Regions from separate parts of the Homo sapiens genome. Here region 2 is linked to region 1. A link is a contact called in ENCODE Hi-C or POLR2A ChIA-PET data. All regions are on one chromosome and are shown on one strand. The core of a region is the stretch at or near the end of the contact, and the rest is flanking DNA. Distances in the headings are between cores, read along the strand shown. Region 1 overlaps VPS13D (vacuolar protein sorting 13 homolog D). Region 2 has its middle 27 kb from the start of AADACL4.

The links. A loop is a pair of places that touch in the nucleus more often than their neighbours do. ChIA-PET counts read pairs that join two places held with the same protein, here RNA polymerase II (POLR2A). Pooled maps may share reads with other maps.
Region 2: a loop to region 1 is called in a map of gastrocnemius medialis, with 2.2 times the contacts of the local background. The contact joins two enhancer-like sites. A Hi-C loop is called at or near these places in 1 of 168 maps with a recorded cell type or tissue (gastrocnemius medialis) and 4 of 50 pooled maps. POLR2A ChIA-PET finds 5 or more read pairs at or near these places in 2 of 52 experiments (K562 and naive thymus-derived CD4-positive, alpha-beta T cell).

What each region holds. Positions count from the first base shown.
Region 1 is chr1:12,452,582-12,460,123 of GRCh38, forward strand. It overlaps VPS13D (vacuolar protein sorting 13 homolog D), which reads left to right. Exons shown (of 70, transcript NM_015378.4): 66 at 3,417-3,549. Among named protein-coding and RNA genes, the nearest start is that of SNORA59A, 51 kb to the right of the region's middle. Within about 2 kb of position 2,115, at least 19 of the 41 ENCODE cell types and tissues checked have a DNase peak (open chromatin) inside an H3K27ac peak, as active enhancers do; they include gastrocnemius medialis, where a contact is called at or near this core.
Region 2 is chr1:12,667,929-12,675,219 of GRCh38, forward strand. No RefSeq gene overlaps it. Among named protein-coding and RNA genes, the nearest start is that of AADACL4, 27 kb to the left of the region's middle. Within about 2 kb of position 1,828, at least 2 of the 41 ENCODE cell types and tissues checked have a DNase peak (open chromatin) inside an H3K27ac peak, as active enhancers do; they include gastrocnemius medialis, where a contact is called at or near this core.

The DNA of each region.
Region 1 (7,542 bases), core at 865-3,364:
ATTAAGGATGCCTAACTAAATGCCTCCATAGTAAAAGGAGGCCACATGCTTTATGGTAGCCTGGATTCAATCCTCAGAGTGCAGTGAACTGGCCCAGGGCCCTGCCTTTACCACTGTATCCATCATTTGGCTGGCTTTGGTTTAGTTTCTGTAAAACGTCTTTCCCAGTAAAATCTGATTAACTACTCATCAATACAGGTTTGGTTGGATCATAGATTTCAACATCTACTCAAGTTTTCTGGGTTCTCAAAGCTGTATTTCTAGGGGTGAAGACTTTTGTAATGGTTGACTGTTAACAAGTGGCAAAGGACAAGTCCAGTTGGCTTGCATAAGCAATTTTTTATGGACAGAGAAACAGGAATTCAGACAGAAGTCCTACAGTAAGTTGAGATAGGTGTAGGTACCTTTCCATGGCAAAGGTCTTCATCTTACGGAAGAATCCAGCATTAGAGGGAAGAGTGATCTCTTAGGTCATCTCATCCCATCCTCCTTGGGTCAATACATTGTCTTTGTATAGAGAACACCCAGGACCCAGTTGGTGCTGGGGAGCTGAGGCTGCCACAGCAGACTTAGTTGGAAATTAAGCTTTTGGCATAGGCTCACTCATCAACTTTGGATATTAATTGATGGGAGTAGAAGAAGAGGGAGTGATATTGGGTATTCTGCCTAGATTATTCTCCCATATTCTCTTGGTGGGGGAGTATTATAGGATTTTTAACTTCCTCCTAGTTAGCTGCCAGCGATAGGTAAAGAGCACTTTACCCTATCTGTCTTCCAAGAAAGAGAATGTAAGCTCTTAGAAAGAATATAAGAGCTTGAGAGAAACAGGAAAGACCTGAATAAGACCCTGAATTGGCTGCGGTGCTCCTGGGTCTCTTCAGGTGGAGATGTGTCCCCTGGAGACACACAGGACATGGGCACGCGTCACTTAACTGTGGTTCTCACAGCGTCTGGGGCACCAGAGAGACACGTTTTTGTCTGGAACCTGAAGAACGCTGGCAGCCTACATAATTCTAAACATAGCAGGCACTCTTATTGATTCTTTCCAAAACAAAGGTCACATTTCCTTTCTGTGTAGTTTGTGTCCTGGGTTCCTGCTGACTGTTTTGTGTATACGATTGTTACCTTCTCAAAGAGACTGTCAGTTCTTGAGGGCAGGGTTCAAGGCTGCTGTTTGTTTGTGTTCTTCAGCAGTACCTAAATCTGTCCTGGGCTCAGAGGAAGTATTTAGTAAAGACATTCTACCTTGGGTTGTAGGTCACACAGTGCCAGAGCTGGAAAGGATTTTGGAAATCGTAGAGTCCAACACTCTAATTTTGTAAGTGGTACCACTCCAAAAACTTACTTGGGAGGCTGGTGTTTATCTGCTGGAAAGAGAGGATTTTATTATGTTAAACTATAGTGCAAATGACCATAATTCTAAACCTTTGACAGGCTTCCCTCAAACGCTGCAGGCATGTTCCTCCTTGGACTAGTAGCAGAGTAATAAGAACAGTAAGAATGCTAACTAGATACCAGGCCCCCGAGCCATTGTCATGAATGCTTCCAGCCACATGACAAAGTAGGTACTCTGGCTATTCTCCAGATGCAGAGGAGGCTCAGAGGTAGGTGACCTCGCTCAGGGTCATGTAGTTACCAGAATGGTCGAGGGAGGACTGAAGTTTGGTCAGATGCCCCAGCTTGTGGCCCTTCTCCTATACTGTGGTAACTCTCAGATGGGGTCTCTGACTGAAGCCACTCCTTAGTGATTCACGGTGCTAGCTTTGCAGCGTCGTGTGGTGTTTCCAGTTGTCCTAAAGGAAGTTATTAATTTTCATTAACTTTAATTCTCTCATTAGACAGGCAGTGATATGGAAGGCAAGGCAGAAAGCAAACAAATAATGATAGGGGTTACATCTCCAGAAAGGTCAGGAATCACTGCCCTAGGTTGTAAAATATTTGGACTGAGTAAAAGGCATGAGTCTTCCCATAGCTTCTTCCAGGAACTGTTGCTTTACATGGAATTGCTGCTGTGTTCACTAGTCCCTCTTCTGTGCCCAGAACTCACTGTCACATGTGTCAAGAATCCTCATGACTGAGGTTTCCAGGGCAGATCTGATCTGTGTAACACGCACCCTAACCCCCTTGCCAAAGGAGAATGAAATAGGCCCCTAGATGGCCACCCAGTTCCTGGGCCTTCCAGGCAGGCAGCTTGCCTTGAGGCTTTCCCCTGAGCCTTGTATCTAAGGAACATTCCTGTGAGTTTTCTAAGAGGTTAGTCCTGGGTCATTGGCACTTAAACCACTTGTTTTGGTAGATCCTTCCTGAGAAGGTTAATTATATATTTGATATCCTTCTCTTTTTATGCCTGAATGATGAGGATAAGTACTCTGTGGTTTATTAACTGTCACTTTAAACCTTTTCAGATTGTCTTGTGACAAAACAGAGTTTTATGTCCTTTTTATCCCAGCTTTGATGGATGAGACAGCTTTTCTGGTTAAAGTATGCCAGGATAAATAAAATCTCTGAATTGTGGAAAGGGTGGGTTTGCATTTGAAATCATGAGTTCAAGTCTGCCACCTCCTATGAACGGTGACCTAACCTGTTAATCTTTCCATCGATTTCGTTTTTGGCTTTTGACAAATGGAGCTTGGCACCTCATAGGTACTCAGTAATTATTGAATAAATGAAAGACAGCATTACTGGAGGGAGTTTGATGTCTCCAAATATTTGATACCAAACCCTAAAGCAACAATCTGACACATTTCCTGTTTTGAATTCCACTAATTCTTAGAGCAAAGAGCCTATGTTCTTACCATGATACAGTCCTGAAGCTCACTTCTCCCTCAAGACTATTTTGTTATACCTCTGATTTTTTCAGTAAATTTGGAGTAGTATTCTGGAAAGTGAATGTCATTAAAGATTTTTAGTAGTTGCTTTGCAAAGCCTAGTGTCCTCCATTGTATGCATCCCCCAATTGGTATGTGTCCAGTCCTTTTGAGAACCACTCAACCTGGGGCAGACAGTATAGGTAACTGCATTTAAAATATTTAAATTTATTTATATTTAAATTATTGGCCAGGCACAGTGGCTCACGCCTGTAATCCCAGCACTTTGGGAGGCCTAGGTGGGCAGATCACTTGAGGTCAGGAGTTCGAGACTAGCCTGACCAACATGGTGAAACCCCATCTCTGCTAAAAATACAAAAATTAGCCAGGTGTGGTGGTACACACCTGTAGTCTCAGCTACTCGGGAGCCTGAGGCAGGAGAATCACTTGAGCCTGGGAGGCGGAGGTTGTGATGAGATGAGATCACACCACTACAGACCAGCATGGGCTTATCTAATTGTATTTAATTTAAATTTATTTAAAGTAATTCAAATAGTAAAAATAGTGCCAAGACTTTAAAACTCTTCTCCTGCTTTTAACTCCTTCTAGTTTGCTGGAACATTATCAGATGGCTTAGGGAAGACGATGGACAATCGGCATCAGTCAGAGCGGGAGTACATCAGGTACCATGCAGCCACAAGTGGTGAACACCTTGTAGCCGGCATCCATGGCCTGGCTCATGGTAAGTCATGGGTGACATCAGGCTCTGCTGCTGCTGGTCCTCAGAGGCGCCTTTGTATCAATCTGATTGCAGCTATAAAAAAAGAAAGGTGGGCTGGGCGCGGTGGCTCATGCTTGTAATCCCAGCATTTTGGGAGGCCTAGGAGAGTGGATCATGAGGTCAGGAGTTTGAGACCAGCCTGGCCAACACAGTGAAACCCCGCCTCTACTAAGAATACAAAAATTAGGCCAGGCACAGTGGCTCAATCCTGTAATCCCAGCATTTTGGGAGGTCGAGGCGGGTGGATCATTTGAGGTCAGGAGTTTGAGACCAGTCTGGCCAACATGGTGGAACCCCATCTCTATCAAAAATACGAAAATTAGACAGGCGTGGTGGTACATGCCTGTAGTCCCAGCTACTCGGGAGGCTGAGGCAGGAGAATTGCTCGAACCCTGGAGGCAGAGGTTGCAATGAGCTGAGATCGTGCCACTGCACTCCAGCCTGGCAACAGAGCAAGACTCCAATTCAAAAAAAAAAAAAAAAAAAAAAAAGAAAAGGCTGACAACAGAGGAAATCCTGTGTTGGCGTACCTGATAGCCTTCCAAGCTCTCTTACTTTATCCTCCTTGCAGTTGAAATACGACAGCCGGTGAGAACTCCTCATTCGCTTTCTGAATGTTGTGCACATTGCAATTCCTTTTCGTTCTCTGGCTTCTGTTCCCAAAGTATCATAAGGTGTAATCAACCAGACCTGTTCTTAGAATTGTAGCTGCTACTTCTCTTAGAATTGTAACCTCTGCCTTCTCCTTACTGATCATTCCTTCCAAAGAAATTGAAATGAGGAATTTGTGGCCAGGTTTGTAGCCCAGGTGTTTTTTAGTTTTACATAAATGTGCATTCACTAAAATTATAAATTTATTTGCCTAAGAGATGTTGGTGATGGCATGAATGCATTTGGTCTCTGACTTTGAATTCTTTTAATGCTTTAATTCTGAGTCATTTGCCTTTTGTTGCATTTTTCTTAACAATTTCTTAGTACGGCATCCAAGGCCCTTGGAACTATAAATCCAGCCAATTTTCCAACCACCATCCTTCAGCCATGCTGCACTTTGGCCACACACAGCTATGTACTGCTTCCCAGGTGTGCTTCCAAGTCCTTGCTCACACATGGTCCTTCTGCTCTCCCTCCTCTGCCTCATTTCCTTGTCTATCAAAATCCTACTCAGCCTGTAAGTCCCAACTCAATACATTTTCCCAGCTCTATTGTCCCTGTTAGAGTTAATGACAGAGCACAGTCTGGGTTGTGTATGTCACCAGCTGTGTACATCTGATAGATTGAGAATGTGAGGAGGGGAGAAGGACCACTTTGCATTCACCTTTCTCCTTGTGTACCTCACATGACACCTGGCACATAGCTCATGCATAGTAAGGCTTAGTAAATTAAACTCTTTGTACCAGATCCTTAGGAACCATCCAAAGCTATCAGAGTCATATCAAGACTGATCAGTATTAATTATCTGCATTTGGAAGAAGAGGAAGGAATATAGACAGTAAAATATTATATTTCTATTTGTGCTTAGGACACGTTTAGAATAGAGTTTTTGTTTATCAGCTTTCCTAATGGTGAGATTTGGATCAAAATGCCTTTGCTTTTCCTAAGGCTGCCCAACCGTAAAGGGAGCTGTCCCTAAGGAGACGTCAGGCCAGAAGTGAAATTTGGCTGAAAGTAATTTGTTTATGGATTTTAAAAGTTGACTGTTGGGCAATCATTTGGGGTTAAGGTTTAATCATTCTTTCTCGTAATGGTAATGACAGTACATTGGACTCTTAGAAGACTTTTAAAATGAATATAAAATGCTTTGTTATGTGTGGTGGCCTTTATCTGGCCAGCATCCTTGTGACGTGGAGAGAGCATGGCTCTCCTCACTTTCTGGATGAACACACAAATGTGCTGAGAAAATGCATGATTGGTTCAAAGTTGCAAAATCACCTCCCATCAAGAATCATTCCTATAATATGTACAGCCTCTCCAGGAGCCAATGGCTTCATCCAAAGAGGATCCACTGAGCTCTGGGTTATACGAAGGCAGTATCCTAGAGTGAGAGTCTTCCCTTAGGATGAAAAGACCTTTAGAAGGTGATAAGAACCAGAATCCACTCAATCCCCTTGATGTAAGAAATGGGAATTGTGCTCAGTTCTCTCTGCAGGCCTTGCTGGACCCAGGTTCAGTCATGTTCTGTCTCTCAGGTCCCAGTCTGAATTCCTGTTCTGTGTGTGCTCTGCCAAAAACTTTGTTCAAAAGTTTGGGAAAGGGCTGGGTGCAGTGGCTCAGGACAGTAAGCCCAGCACTTTGGAAGACCTAGAGGGAGAATCGCTTGAGCCCAGGAGTTTAAGGCTGCAGCAAGCGGTAATCATGCCACTGCACTCCTGCCTGGGTGATAGACGGACACCCTGTTTCTAAAAAAAAAAAAAGTTTGGGAAAGAGATATTGCCTCACTGGAGCAAATTTACCCAGAATCCAAAAGAAATGTTGTGAATTGTTAGTACATTCTCACCCAAGGAGTTTCCTTTACCAATTTGTCTCACTAGAGCTGAAGAGTCTAGAGAGCTTCCTCACACCCCACTGTCAGAGGGTAAACATCCTGTGAGTGTCCCTGGCACAGGTCCTGGAGATGCTCCCTAGACGGGCTGCCTCTTCCCTTCAGTGACTGTGACCTCTTCAGCCTCTGCCAGCTTCTGGCCTCTTCTAAGGTGTTTTCAGCCATTGCTGTCAACTTGCAAAATGTTTGGAATGCCTTTTTGACCTGGATTGGTCTTTTGAACTGACTCCATTGAGGGTCCCAGCCAGCTTTCACAGCTTTTTGGGGTGCTCTTCATGAAGGTTTTATATAATCGCCGATACCGAATTTCATCAAAGCATGCAGTAGCTTTTACCTTATTTCAAGCATCCAGTGGGGTTGGCCAGTCACCCCCATAGTGTTCTTTGAAAATTGCAAATGTATACCATCAGCTCTCCATATCCACAGATTCAGCCAACCATGGATGGAAAATATTTGGGGGGAAAAAAGATTTCACGAAGTGCCAGAAAGCAAAATTTGAATTTGCCACACGTTTCAAATACTGTATTGACTCCACACAAATGAAGTGATATGTGGGCATCGTATTAGCTACAATAAATAATCTAGAGGTGATTTAACGTATACAGGACGGTGTGTGTAGGTTATATGCAAACACCTACAGCACATTATGTAAGGGACTTGAGCATCCTAGGATTTTGGTATCTGCAGGGGATCCTGGATCAATCCCACATGGATACTAAGGAACAACTACATTTAGTTATCTCTCTCTGCCTTAGATATCTTTCTTTTCTTTTCTTTTTTTTTTTTTTTTTGAGACAGTCTCGCTCGGTCGCCAGACTGGAGTGCAATGCTGCGATCTCGGCTCACTGCAACCTCTGCCTCCTGGGTTCAAGCAATTCTCCTGCCTTAGCCTCCCGAGTAGCTGGGACTACAGGCACGCATCACCACGCCCAGCTAATTTTTGTATTTTTAGTAAAGATGGGGTTTCACCATGTTGGCCAGGATGGTCTCGATCTCTTGACCTCGTGATCTGCCCGCCGCAGCCTCCCAAAGTGCTGGGATTATGGGCGTGAGCCACTGCGCCCAGCCTCTGCCTTATATTTCATAGGATGCCATCATCTTCAAACTTTCCCCGAAGGCCCAATTTTCTAGTCTCCTGTTGATTTAATCCTCTATCTGTATCCTCTCCTGATCGTCCGTAGGCTGCCCAAGCTCTGGGATCGAAAAATTGGCCACTGTTAACCTCTCAGCTTTTCTCTGATTTTTTTTTTTTTTTTTTTTTGAACTGGAGCACACTTTACTTCTGACTAACATGTAACATATATCCTCTGACTCTGGACTTAATGGGCAAATCTGCAGGATCCTCTTCTGTGAGTTGGCCTGTCTGTGGCCTCTCTGGCACAGAGATTAATAGAATGGCCTTAAGTTATCATTCC
Region 2 (7,291 bases), core at 578-3,077, 220 kb after region 1:
GCTTGGGCCCATGTTTGCTAGATATACCTGTAATACCCCTGGGCCTCAGTGCTGTCAGTCTCACCAAAGTCCCACCCAAATGCTGAAGCTGGAGGCTTTCCCAACCATAGCCTCAGTGGGTACCAACGACCTCACCTATGACTGATGGAGGAGGGGGTCCTACAGAAGTCTTGGTTCTTTGCAATAAGAGCAGGCATCCACACAGTCAATTTGGGTTGGGCCCCTGGGGGCATGAGCAGACATTGTGACTAATGGATTATACGTAAGCAGCTTTGATGGAAGGGTGTGTTAAGTATCTATTGGTGTGTAACGTTATTACCACAAACATGGTGGCTTAAAACAATACACATTTATTAGCTCACAGTTTCTGTGGGTCAGGAGCCTGAGTACAGTTTAGCTGGGTTGTTGGCTTAGTCAGGGGCTGTGTTGGTAGCCTCTTGCGGGCTACAATCAAGGTGTTGGGGCTGTGGTCTCATCTGAGACTCAATTGGGGAAGGATCTACTCTCAAGCTTCGTCAGGTTGTTGGCAGAATTCAATTCCTTGTGATTATAGACTGAGGACTTCAGTTTCTTGCAAGCTGTGGTCAGAGATCAATCTCAGCTTCTAGAGGTCACCCACAGTGTCTTGACACATGAAATTCTCCAAATGACTGCAAGGGAGAGACAGACTCCAGCAAGGTAGCTACTAGAACTAATGCAAGGTAATCACAAGCACATATCACATACATGCCATCACCTTTGCCATATGCTGTTGGTTAGAAGCAATTCATAAGCCTTGTCCACCCAAAGGGATTTCATATGGGTATGACCACTGGGGAGTGGGGACCATGAGGCCACCTTAGAGCATGTCTTCCACAGAAGGCCTTACCAGAAGGTGCTGGGAAGAACAGTCAACCCAACTTCTCAGCCTGAGAAACTCAGGTTAGTCTGTAACCATTGGCCTGACTTGGAGCTAGTGACCAATGGTTCCCCCAGTAGAGTCCTCTAATCTTTCCCCAACTCTCCCTTCCCCTACTCCCATTACTCCCATCTGGCCTTCCCTGGGTGGAGTAATTTGCACCTTCTTCTAAGCTATTCCTAGCATATTTTTATGACATAAACTGTATGTCCTTGTATTAGGTAGGGTCCAATCAGGAGAAAGAAACCATATCAGCAGTCTTCTTCTTTTCTCTCAAAAGTCTTTATCAGCCTCTAAGTACAATCACATTTTCATAAGACATTTTCTACCTCTGAGAACCTAGCTAAAACTTATATCCAGGAACACTTATAAGAAATTGTGAACACAGAAGTCACTAGACACTAGTTCTGAATTGACACCAATCTTGAGGACAGTGTTTCTGTGGCTTTCCCAGTCAAAGTGGGGGCTTTCTGTAGTCAGGTGACAAATGAAGTCTTGCCTCAAGTCCAACTCACACTGGGCCCAATTTCTCCACAGACACATGTGTTCATTATATCTCTAGTGGCTCAATATATGATTGAAATAGACATATGTGGAAACTGGCAGAATCCTGCATTGGCTCTATAATCAAAGAGATGTGGGTCATTATGGCAGGAAGCACTATGTGGAAGGCCCTGGACCTTTCCCTGCCTACCAAGATAATAAGTCAGAAGCAGTGCTGCACCACACAGGGAACTACAGAGATTCATACCACCCTAGGAGACTTCAAAGAAGCACCTATCACACCCTGATCTAATTCAGCAGTTTGAAATTTGCAGAAGTCTGATCTATCTTGGAGAATGCATATGAGTGATTCTAAAATTACTCATGCAATGATTTCGACTGCAGCTGTTCTTCGAGCTGTAGCATCATACTGGAACAAGTAAACACAGCTCCTGGCACTTGGTAAGCAGCTGACCTGGCAGATGCCTTTTGTTCCATACCAACTTGTAAGGAATACCAGCAGCCACCTGCCTTTATCTGGAAGTGGTAACAGTATACTTTTACCGTCCTGCCTCAGGGAAATGCCAATATTGCTTTCTGCTCTAATATAGTCCTCAGAGATTGTAATTGCTTTGACAGTCCAGAAAGCATCATGATAATCCATTATGTTGATGGCATTATACTTATTGGATCTGTTAGGCAGGAAGCAGCATGTAGTTTAGAATACCTTAGGAAGACATATGCAAAGTGAAAGAAACTCCAAAACAATTAAGGGACAGCTACATCAGTGAAGTTTCTGGTGGTTTGGTGATGTGGAGAATGTTGAAATATTTGCTCCAAGGTGAAAGACAAGTTGCTGCATTTGTGCCATCTGCAATGAAAAATGCACAATGCTTATTAGGGCTTTTGGATTTTGAAGGCAACATATAGCACATTTGTGCCAGCTATTTCCATCCAACTAGAAAATTCCCCATAGCCTGCCTGCCTGCCTGCCTGTTTCAAGTGGGAAACAGAGCAAGAGAAGGCTCTGTAGCAAGCTCAGGCTGTTATAGAAGCTGCTCTGCCCACTTGGGAACCCTAACATTGACTGGATTGCTGGCATACTATTAATGCCAGCCAGCCATTAGAGACACTGTCAACCTGTGCCCTCCAGTGAATATAGCTTCCACTTGGTGAATCCCCAAATTGTAAACAGTGCTTTCTCTTTCTTTTTTTTTTTTCTCTCTTTTTTAGAAAGGGTCTGGCTTTGTTGCCCAAAGTCAGAGTGCAGTAGAGAGGGAATGCAGTGGTGTGATCTTGGCTCACTGCAACCTCAGCCTCCTGAACTCAAACCATCCTCCCACCTCAACCTTCCCAGTAGCTGGGACCACAGGCATGCTCCACCATGCCAGGCTAATTTTTTGGCATTTTTGGTGGTGATGGAGTTTCGCCATGTTGCCAAGGCTGGTCTGAAACTCCTGAGCTCAAGTGATTCTCCCTCCTCAGTCTCCCAAAATGCCAGGATTATAGATGTGAGCCACAGCACCTGGCAAACAGTGCTTTCTTTCAAGAAGTACCATGTATGCCCCTGGGGCTGAAGTTCTTATGTGGAAGCCACGTATTATCTTGTCCTCTTTCCCTCAAATATAGTAACTTGTATTTTTCCTAGGAGGAGAAAGCCTTGTATGTGTTTTTTTGCATATTTAAGGAAACACTGCTATGGCCCTGAGATGCACCCAGGCCAGCCTCACCTTGCCACCCAGGGTTACTGTGAACGATAGCATTACCTTAGATTTCCTTGTTATGGGCCAAGGTGGAGTCTGTGTAATTGCTATTACATCTTGCTGTGGCTAAATCAATGCTGCCGGCCAAGCAGAAAAATCAGTACAAACACTTATAAAGCAAGCCACCTAGCTTTCTAAGGTAAGCCCAGATGGTTGATCAGATTTGTTCAACTGGTCAGTTCTCCCATAGATTAGCCTGATCCTGCTGTTTGGAGTCCTGTAGATAGTAGCCTTTATTAAATACTTTACAGGATAAATTGGAGATTCCCTCCATCCCCAGCCTTTGTCAGTCAGATTAATCAGAGTGGCTAAAGGCGTGGGATACTCATGGAAAAATCTCCCAGAAGCCAAGATCAAGTAATGAGTGGTGAAGATTGCAGGGAGACCATTCTCCCTGGGTTTCTCACATTTCTGTGCCTGTTGTGAACAGAAGCACTGATGGCCTTTGATCCAGATTGTCTTTTTGAGGATGTTTGTAGAGTAATCAATCTTGGAAGATATAGTGTTTTCTCTTGCACCAGGGGGCAAGTTTATTTACTGTCTAGTATCATAAAGATACTAGATCTTTTGGATATTACATATTTGTCAGGTGGGTAGGTTGCAAAAGTTTTCTCCCATTCTGTAGGTTGCTTGTTCACTCTGATGCTAGTTTCTTTTGCTGTGCAGAAGCTCTTTAGTTTAATTAGATCCCATTTGTTCATTTTGGCTTTGCTGCAGTTGTTTTTGGTGTTTTCATCATGAAGGTTTTGCTTATGCCTATGTCCCGAATGGTATTGCCTAGGCTTTCTTCCAGGGTTTTTATGGTTTTGGGTTTTACATTTAAGTCTTTAATCCATCTTGAGTTAATTTTTGTATAAGGTGTAAGGAAGGGGTCCAGTTTCAGTTTTCTGCATATGGCTAGCCAGCTTTCCCAGCACCATTTATTAAATAGGGAATCCTTTCCCCTGTTGCTTGTTTTTGTCAGGTTTGTCAAAGATCAGATGGATGTAGATGTGTGGTGTTATTTCTGAGGTCTGTGTTCTCTTCCACTGGTTTATGTGTCTGTTTTGGTATCAGTACCATGTTGTTTTGGTTACCGTAGCCTTGTGGTATAGTTTGAAGTCAGGTAGCATGATACTTCCAACTTTGTTATTTTTGCTTAGGATTGCCTTGACTATATGGGCTCTTTTTTGGTTCCATAGGAAATTTAAGTAGTTTTTTCTAATCCTGTGAAGAATGTCAATAGTAGTTTGATGGGAATAGCATTGAATCTATAAATTACTTTGGGCAGTATGGCCATTTTCATGACTTTGATTCTTCCTATCCATGAGGATGGGCAAAGGATATGAACAGACACTTCTCAAAAGAAGACATTTATGCAGCCAATGAACATATGAAAAAAACTCAACATCACTGATAATTAGAGAAATGCAAGTGAAAATCACAACGAGATACCATCTTATGCCAGACAGAATGGAAATTATTAAAAAGTCAAGAAACAATTGATGCTGGTGAGGCTGTGGAGAAATAGGAACACTTTTACATTGTTGGTGGGAATGTAAATTAGTTCAACCATTGTGGAAGACAATGTGGGGATTCCTCAAGAATCTAGAACCAGAAATACCATTTGACCCAGCAATCTCATTATTGAGTATATACCCAAAGGAATATAAATCATTCTACTATAAAGGCACATGCACACTTAATGCACACTTATGTTTATTGTGGCACTAATCACAATAGCAAAGACACAGAACCAATCCAAATGCCTATCAGTGAGAGACTGGACAAAGAAAATGTGGTACATATCACCATGGAATACTTTGCAGCCATAAAAAAGAATGAGTTCATGTCCTTTGTAGGGACATGGATGAAGCTGGAAGCCATCATTCTCAGCAAACTAACAGAGGACAGGAAAGCAAACACCGTATGTTTTTACTCGTAAGTGGGAGTTGAACAATGAGAACACATGAACACAGGGAGGGGAACAACACACATCAGCGCCTGTCAGGGGGTGGGGGGCAAGGGGAGGGAGAGCATTAGGAAAAACACCAAATGCACGTGGGGCTTAAAACTTAGATGACGGGTTGCTAGGTGCAGCAAACCACCATGGCACCTGTATACCTAACTAACAAACCTGCACATTCTGCACATGTATCCCAGAATTTAAAGTTACAAAAAAAAAAAAGATAATAGGGAAAAGGTTAGGCAGGTTTTCTTGCTTATAGAAGATTTGGAGTCCCTGAAGGTCAGAGTTCCTCACCTGTGATGCACCCCTACCATGCACACCATCCACCTGGGCTTCTCTGTGTCATTCCCATGGGATCTGGGAGGCAAGGAGAACCAACGCTAATGTGAAGTTCATTCTGTTTGCCATGCTATACATAATAATAATCTTTGAATCTGAGCCTGACATCTCATGTTTTCTGGCAGTATCCATGAAACTGTGGATAGTTTATTGTTTGCAAGTAGACTTATTAGTCTTATTATTTTGCAAGTAGGATAAAATATTAGTTTGCAAGTAGGATAAAAATCTGAGACCTATTCCCCAGTTCTTGACATACCCTTGACATAGTTCTATTTTGTCACCTGAAACAATGTTTGCTTGTTTGTTTTTTTTTGAGACAGAGTCTCACCCTGTTGCCCAGGCTGGAGTGCAGTGGCCCGATCTTGGCTCACTGCAAGCTCCACCTCCTGGGTTCATGCCATTCTCCTGCCTCAGCCTCCCCAGTAGCTGGAACTACAGACGCCCGCCACCATGCCTGGCTAATTTTTTTTTTTGTATTTTTAGTAGAGACGAGGTTTCACCGTGTTAGCCAGGATGGTCTCGATCTCCTGACCTTGTGATCCACCTGCCTTGGCCTCCCAAAGTGCTGGGATTACAGGCCTGAGCCACCGCCCCTGGCCAACAATGTTAAGGTTTGTCAGTAGAAGGTGCTGGAGAAATATTGGAAAAGGGCGGGCTTCTCGTCTTAGTTCTGGTGTACTCTTCTTGCCAGATGTCTGCAGTTTGTGTTTTCTCTACCACGGTTTCCTGCAGCATTCAGTTTTGCCAACATGTGGGGCCCACTGAGAAAGGCTTCTCTGATGTCTAGCTCCTACAGTACCCAGCGGCCATCACACTCAGTGACCAGCAGCCTCCTTTGGTAACATTCAGATGGTTTTGCAGCAGAGTGTCACCAACTAGACACTCTCCCATGAATGGCTTTTTGGCACCTTTTCTAGTTACCTATGACCATGTCCTCTAAAATAAGGTCAGATCTTGACCTAGGAGCAGTGGCTGTTCTTTATATCTGTGACTCCCTGTTTCTGTCTCCTGGGTTGAACCTAACACAGAATCTAAAGTACTTGCTACTTTCTGCTCATATGATCCAGTCAGCACAATGTCACTGATGTATCAGATCAGTGTGATGTTTACAGGAATATCATGATCCTCATCTCTGAAGAGTATATTATGGCAGAAAACAGAATTGACATAGCCCTGAGGTGAGAATGTAAAGGTATACTGTTAGCCCTGCTAGATAAAGGCAGGTGGCTTGTGGTATTCCTTACAAAATTGGTATGGAACAAAAGGCATCTGCCAGGTCAGTAGCTGCTTACCAAGTGCCAGGAGCTGTGTTTACTTGCTCCCATATGATGCTACAGCTGGAAAAACAGCTGCAATTGAATTATAAAATTACTGCATGAGCAGTTTTAGAATCACCCACAAACATTCTCCAAGATCAATCTGATTTTTGCACATTTCTCATTGGTGAATTAAATCAGGGTGCAATAGGTGCTTCTTTGAAGTCTTCTAGAGTGGTATGAATCTCTGCAGTTCCTGGGGGTAGGAAGGGGCAGCACTGCTTCTGGCTTATTGTCTTGGTAGGGAAGGGAAGTCCAGGGCCTTCCACATAGTGCTTCCTACCACAGTGACACTCATCCCTTTGGTCAGAGCGCCAATGTAGGATTCTGCTAGTTTTCACATATGTCTATTTCAATGATACATTGAGGCACTAGAGATATAACAAACACACGTGTCTTTGGACCAATTGGGCCCAGTGTGAGTTGGACTTGAGGCAAGATTTCATCTGTCACCTGATTACAGTGAGCCCCGACTTTGAGAGAACCACCAGCACTACAGGTCCCTAGGACAAGTCTTAATTTAGAATCTATGTGTACCGATTCC